Regions from separate parts of the Homo sapiens genome. Here region 2 is linked to region 1. The links are chromatin loops, found by intact Hi-C in ENCODE. Cell type or tissue: B cell. All regions are shown on one strand. Each heading gives the region's core, and the rest is flanking DNA. Links, peaks and the distances in the headings are about the cores only.

Evidence for each region. Peaks named below come from ENCODE experiments on the same cell type or tissue, not always from the same donor. Only the 100,000 strongest peaks of a DNase experiment are listed, where the experiment ranks them.
Region 2: it touches region 1 in a loop (5-fold over the local background); 6 of 110 quality-filtered maps call a loop at or near these places.

Annotation. Positions count from the first base shown.
Region 1 is chr14:101,842,364-101,845,274 of GRCh38, forward strand. The region is part of intron 3 of PPP2R5C (protein phosphatase 2 regulatory subunit B'gamma); the gene reads left to right. It also overlaps the pseudogene NPM1P20. Among named protein-coding and RNA genes, the nearest start is that of PPP2R5C, 82 kb to the left of the region's middle. RefSeq lists enhancers at 1,325-1,474, 2,115-2,214. In B cell, for the core only: CTCF peaks have their summits at 1,448 and 1,647; DNase peaks (open chromatin) are centred at 1,518 and 2,048; H3K4me3 peaks cover 448 bases; H3K27ac peaks cover 1,844 bases.
Region 2 is chr14:101,888,861-101,891,771 of GRCh38, forward strand. PPP2R5C (protein phosphatase 2 regulatory subunit B'gamma) reads left to right here. Exons shown (of 16, transcript NM_001352913.2): 8 at 1,377-1,436. Among named protein-coding and RNA genes, the nearest start is that of DYNC1H1, 74 kb to the right of the region's middle. In B cell, for the core only: a CTCF peak has its summit at 1,325; a DNase peak (open chromatin) is centred at 1,285.

The sequences.
Region 1 (2,911 bases), core at 95-2,594:
GCAGGAGCGCCCGTGGGCTCTCAGTGGCTACGTTGCTTGTTGGTTTGCTTTCCTGCCTGGTGAGCGGCCACTGGAGCATCCTGAGGAAAGGGGAGTGAGGAGCAAGCTGGGGTTCGGCCCCAACCGGGGTGCTCTGCGTGCACTCATCAGGGTCCCCACCCAGGTGTGCTGGTGACAGGCATGAGGGTACTGTACTGGGGAGCTGTGAGTCACCACCTGAGGGGCGCCTGCTTCTATCCCAGAATCATCCTCCAGGTCATGCATCTATGTCCAGCCCTTCCCAGGTGTGGTCAGTCCCCTGAGAGCAGCGTGGCCGTGGTGCCTGCTCACACCTGGCATGGGTAGACCAGCCTTAGCTCGGGAGGGCATGGATGGGAGTGATGTGTCTTTTTTCTTTTTTTTTTTTTTTTACTTTATTAAAATACTGAGTTTTATTTCGCATGTATTTTTTTTATCTCCCCACCATTTCCGTGTCTGATCACCGCTACTACTATGTCCTATCATACTTACTTAAAACCATACATACTTAAAACCAAGCAGAGAGTGGAGTTCCATCTTTAATAACTAAACAGGCATTTTGGGCTGGGCACAGTGGCTCACACCTGTAATCCCAGCACTTTGGTAGGCCAGAGGGGAAAGATTGATTGAGCCCAGGAGTTCAAGACCAACCTGGGCAACACAGCAAGACTCTGTCTTCTACAAAAAAATAAAAAGATTAGCCAGGAGTGGTGGCATGTGCCTGTGGTTCTAACTGCTTGGGAGGCTGGGGTGGGAGGATCGCTTGAGCCCAGGAAGTTGAGGCTACAGTGAGCTGTGATCACACCACTGCACTCCCGCCTGGGTGACAGAGCAAGACCCTATCTAAAACAAACTGGCATTTGGGAACAACATATTCTTGGCAATGGAACCTGGACAGCATTGATCAAACATGGTAGGGAAAGTTCTCATTCTGCATTATAAAAAGGACTGCCAGATATCAACTGTTAGAGATACGAAATAAGATGGAACATTTTTAACTGTTTATTTTCTTAAAGAGACTTCCTGCCCTGCCAGAGATCTTGAATAGCCCCCTAGTCAGTCATCCAGAAGCCATTCACATAATTGATTTTCTTGGCTTCCACTCTGAAAAGAGAACCACCTTTTGCTATACTTGGCTGCATGTTTGCTTTAATGTCTTCTGCAGAACTAGGTTCTTCTGGTGTTTTAGGAGTATTTTCCTATTTTTTGAAGGATTCCTGACCTTTTCTTGACATTGGTGACTTGGAGTCTTTTCCATTCTGGTTTGATTGTTGTGCATGATTGGGTAGAGTATCTCGTATAGATTTCTTCACTGGAGATTTGTCTTCAGTTTCCTTATCATCATCATCATCATCTTCAGCAACAGCAAATTTTACTTTTTTCTGTGGAACCTTGCTGCCACCTCCAGGGGGAGATCGCTTTCCAGATATTCTGAAGAGTTTCACATCCTCCTGTCTCTGACTCTGCATCTTCCTCCCCAGCTACTAAGTGCCATCCATTGATACACACGGGCCCTGAACCACACTTCACCCACAACGCCACAGGTGGTGGTATTTCATAGCCCAAGGGAAGCCCTTGGCTGTACAGATGTTTTCAAAGCCATCAGTGTTACCGTAATCGGACTACCTTCATCATTCATTGCCTCTGCTTCAACAATGCACAATTCATCCTTTGCCCCTACGATCATTCTTAAAGATAGCTAGTGCTCATTTTCATCATCATCCATCTTAAAGTGATTATCTGTTTTTGGTGTTTTTTTTGTTTTTTTTTTTTTTTTGAGTTGATGGCCAGGTGAGGTGGAGGCCAGAACGCAAAGTAGGTTAATACCAATACCAGGTAACTAATTCGAATCTTAGAGAGTGGAACGGTGGGTATTTGACAAGTTCGAGGAGGCTGGCAGCTTGCGGGAGGGGCCGGAGCGGTCTGGCACTGGTTTCTCTCTGTCTCACCTCCCCAGAGATTGGACACACACGTGCACACAGTTCTGATATCGTGGTTTCTGGCACGTGACATGGTACCCGTGTTGCTCTGTGGCCCTGATCCCCCGGCTGCCCCTGCAAGGCTGGAGCTCCGGCAGCACCGCAGGGCCCGGTAGGTCCTGGCACACAGGCCGCATGCTCATTGGGTTGTGTCTGTCACCGACCCTCCCTGCTGTCATCCCCGGGCTGGACGTCATTTGAAGGAAGAGCCAAGTTTCAGCAAGAGTTCGTGTCTAGAAGGAAGCACTTGAACCTCCTCTGTCTGAGACATGGAGAAAGGAAGTAGAGAACATAAAAAGGGCCTGGAAAAGTGTGTGTATTTTCAGTGTATCTTTTTCACACCTCTACACTGCTTTGTCTGCTGGTAAACATATTGAAGGTTCTGGAATCAATTTCAAGATGGAATTGAAAAGAACTTATTACATCTTCTTGTCAAATGTTAAGAGCTGTTACTTTTCCTGAGACAGTACCTGCCTTTGTTCTTTGGATAAATGAGCTACTGCATTGTTGGAGCTTCTTGTCACCAGGTGCAGTAATATTGTTAACATTCAGTATTTCACCAGTCATGCTAGTGAAAGTGGAAGATGAAGCGATAACGGGCTGCACGAAGGGTGTTGAGCATTTAGTAATCAGTGCCCTGGGTGCCTGTTCTCCCCAAGGCTTTCTAGAACTAGAGTCCTATGTGGGAAATATGGCCTGTATCTGGAAATAATGCTGTGCTGGATTTATATCTTTATCCCTAGGAGTTTGTTTGACCTGTCTCAACCTTTCCCTGTTTAAAAAAAAAAAAAAATTGAATCTTCCAATTCAGCTAACACCGTTGAATTCCTCTTGTTGCCTGCAGCCGGAGTGAAGGTTCATTCTGAATGTGCATGTGTGTCCACAGGAGATTTTACAGCTGAGGAACCTGAGGC
Region 2 (2,911 bases), core at 176-2,675, 47 kb after region 1:
GGATTACAGGCATGAGCCACTGTGCCCGGCCAGATTTCGGCTTTTCTAAGCTGGCCTTCCAGCCTCTCCATGCATCTTGCCCACCCCACTCCACGGCACAGACCTTTGTTCCAGCCAAACGAGTTCTTCTCCCTCTCCACACTGCCATATAAAAAAAAAAAATCTGTGAAAATCCTCCTTCAGTACCCAATTCAAGCACCACCTCTCAGTGCATTCTGATGTTTGGGAACATAGAAATGTTAAGACCCATTCTTGAAAAATATTTCACATCTGTGGATGTTAAGGTCACACTATTTCATTTGTTTCAAACAAAGTGAACGAAATTTCAGAGTTGAATTTTTTAATCTTCTCAAACTTATTTTTGGCTTAGAGCGGTCTCTAATCAAATGGTTTTCATCTGATGGGCAGGGATCTTTCAGACCCTCTCACTGCATGCAGGATACCCCTCGTGGACTGCTCTAGACCAATCCCAGGTGCACGAGGCTTGGGGCAGGAGAGGCTTCTTTGTTTCTGTAGGAGCCCTTTGCGGGGAGGACATTTTCCTGTTTCCTAACATGTCCCTGTTCCCTCTCTTTGTGCCCGGTTTATTCAGCAGACGTGTTTTCAGCATCAAACAGATGCCAGGCTTGCTCCTAGCCCTGGGAACATAGTCACGAGAAGTCCTTGGCCCTGTCTTTGCAGTGGCCCCATCTGGAGGGAGACAGGCTGGCACAGAGGGTAGGGTGCGTGTCCTGGGGCTCCCCTAGAAGCAGGCGCAGTGGACAGAGATGTCTCAGAGGAAGGGAGCTGGGTCTGTCGCAGATGGGTGCTTCAGAAAGATCGCACCTGAGACAGCACGGAGGATGCGTGTGGGTGTCAGTGGGGAACTGGGCAGGTAGAATAAGAGGAGTTCAGGAATCACTTCTACCCTTTGCAGGAACTGTGCTAAATATTGCGGGCTTTAAAATTAAGTAAGACATTGGCCTATGTTGAAATACAGCAAAAACGTAAGATGGATTAATGAACGAGTAAAAGATGGATGAACAGATGTGCGTGTGATCAAGCAGATGGAGCACATTGCTCGTGGTCGAATCTGGTGGTTGAAATGGGTGTTCACTGTAGAATTCTTTCCGTTTTCCTAGATGCTTGAAATTTTCCAAAATAAAATATTGAGAAAAAAATTCGTGCAAGACCAAGTTCTCTGCCCTCGAGGCATTTACAGCTGCAGGCCTTGAGGAGTTTCTTTGGTTCCTGAAGGGCTGCTTGCTCACCACGAGCAGTGTTTGCACAAATAGATGCGCTTCTTGTTGCCTGGCTCCATGGCTCCTCCTAGAGCATTGTTTTCTTATTCAGGTTAGTTCAGTGTCTAATTCTAATGGGAAAATTGTTTTTTCTAGGTTTATTTATGAAACAGAGCATCATAATGGCATAGCAGAGTTACTGGAAATATTGGGAAGGTAAGCCTCTGTTATGGGTAGCAAACGGCTGTAGATGGAATTTATACCAGAGTGATCCATTTCATTGAGTCCAGCTGCCCGCTTTAAAGCAAGGCAGTTTAAACCATTCTCTAAAAGAATTCAAATACAATTTCACTGAAAGCAGGAGTTGGTGAGCTCTTAGATTAGAGCACGCCAAATGACAAATCTCTCCCATTTTTATGGTTCTGTACGTAGATTCTACTTCGTATACCTCAGTATCATTACTATGGAAACACAATTCCAGTTATTTCCTCAAGAGCAATGTTAAAAATAGTTAACCTAAGAAGGTTTATATTAGAAGCTTGAAAGAAGAATAGATTGTACATTTGGGGTATCATGTAAATGCTAATATTTTTAATTACTTCAGTTTTTTATATGTATATTTATAAAATAATTAACATTTCAAAACTTTCATCATCTTTATCCAAGTAAAGTTTTTAGTTGCCCTTTTTTTTTTTTTTTTTTTTTTTTCTTTTTGAGACTCTTGCTCTGGCACCCAGGCTCAAGTACAGTGGCACGATCTCGGCTCACTGCAATCTCTGCTTCCCTGGTTCAAACGATTCTGCTGCCTCAGCCTCCCGAGTAGCTGGGACTACAGGTGCCCGCCACCATGCCTGGCTAATTTTTGTATTTTTAGTGGAGATGGGGTTTCACCATGTTGCCCAGGCTGGTCTCGAACTGCTGGCCTCAGGTGATCTGCCCGCCTCACCTCCCAAAGTGCTGAGATTACAGGCATGAGCCACCACGCCCGGCCACTTTTATTTAATTGATAACCCGTAGATTTTATATTAGACCTTCTAACCCACTGTTTCCCAGAGTTCCTCAGGGTCCCATGGTTAGTAAGTGTGGAAGTGCTTTTTCCTGCACCTTTTTAGGGATGTAGTGTAGATGGGCAGTTCCGGGTTCTCAGGAGCCTGTGGTGGAGAAGTCTGGCACTCTGGATGGATCTAGTGACGCTCTGCAGCTCCTGAGCACAAGACTCTCTTCTCAGGGTGGATCAGGTCCTGCCCAGTAGTTCTGAGAAAAGCTATTCTTGCCACTTTAGATGTAATTTGAAAAAATGTCCTCGCTGACAATTCTTTTAGTTTAGACAAACTTGGGCGGGGTTTCTCCCTCAGTGCAGTGCAGTGAGTGGTGAAGAGGATGCCTCTCTTACTAGATGTGTGACCATGGGCAGGTACTTCTGTAAGATAGGCGCATCCTCGCATTTCCCTCCTAGGTTGTTGCAGGGACCGGAGCGCTGTATGACATGTGTTCCACAGCCCGCCATGCCGTGTGCGTAGGGCCCCCGTGTGCATAGGGCCGCCGGGCAGCTCCCGCCGAGAGGCTGATTAGTTTTATCCTTCTTCCAGATGAGGCTGAGCCTTCGGGTGACCCTGTGAGTGAGCACACCCTCCTTGATGGGCCGCTCCAGGCTCGCCCTTCCCGCATTGTCCGCTGTGCCGCGCAGAGTC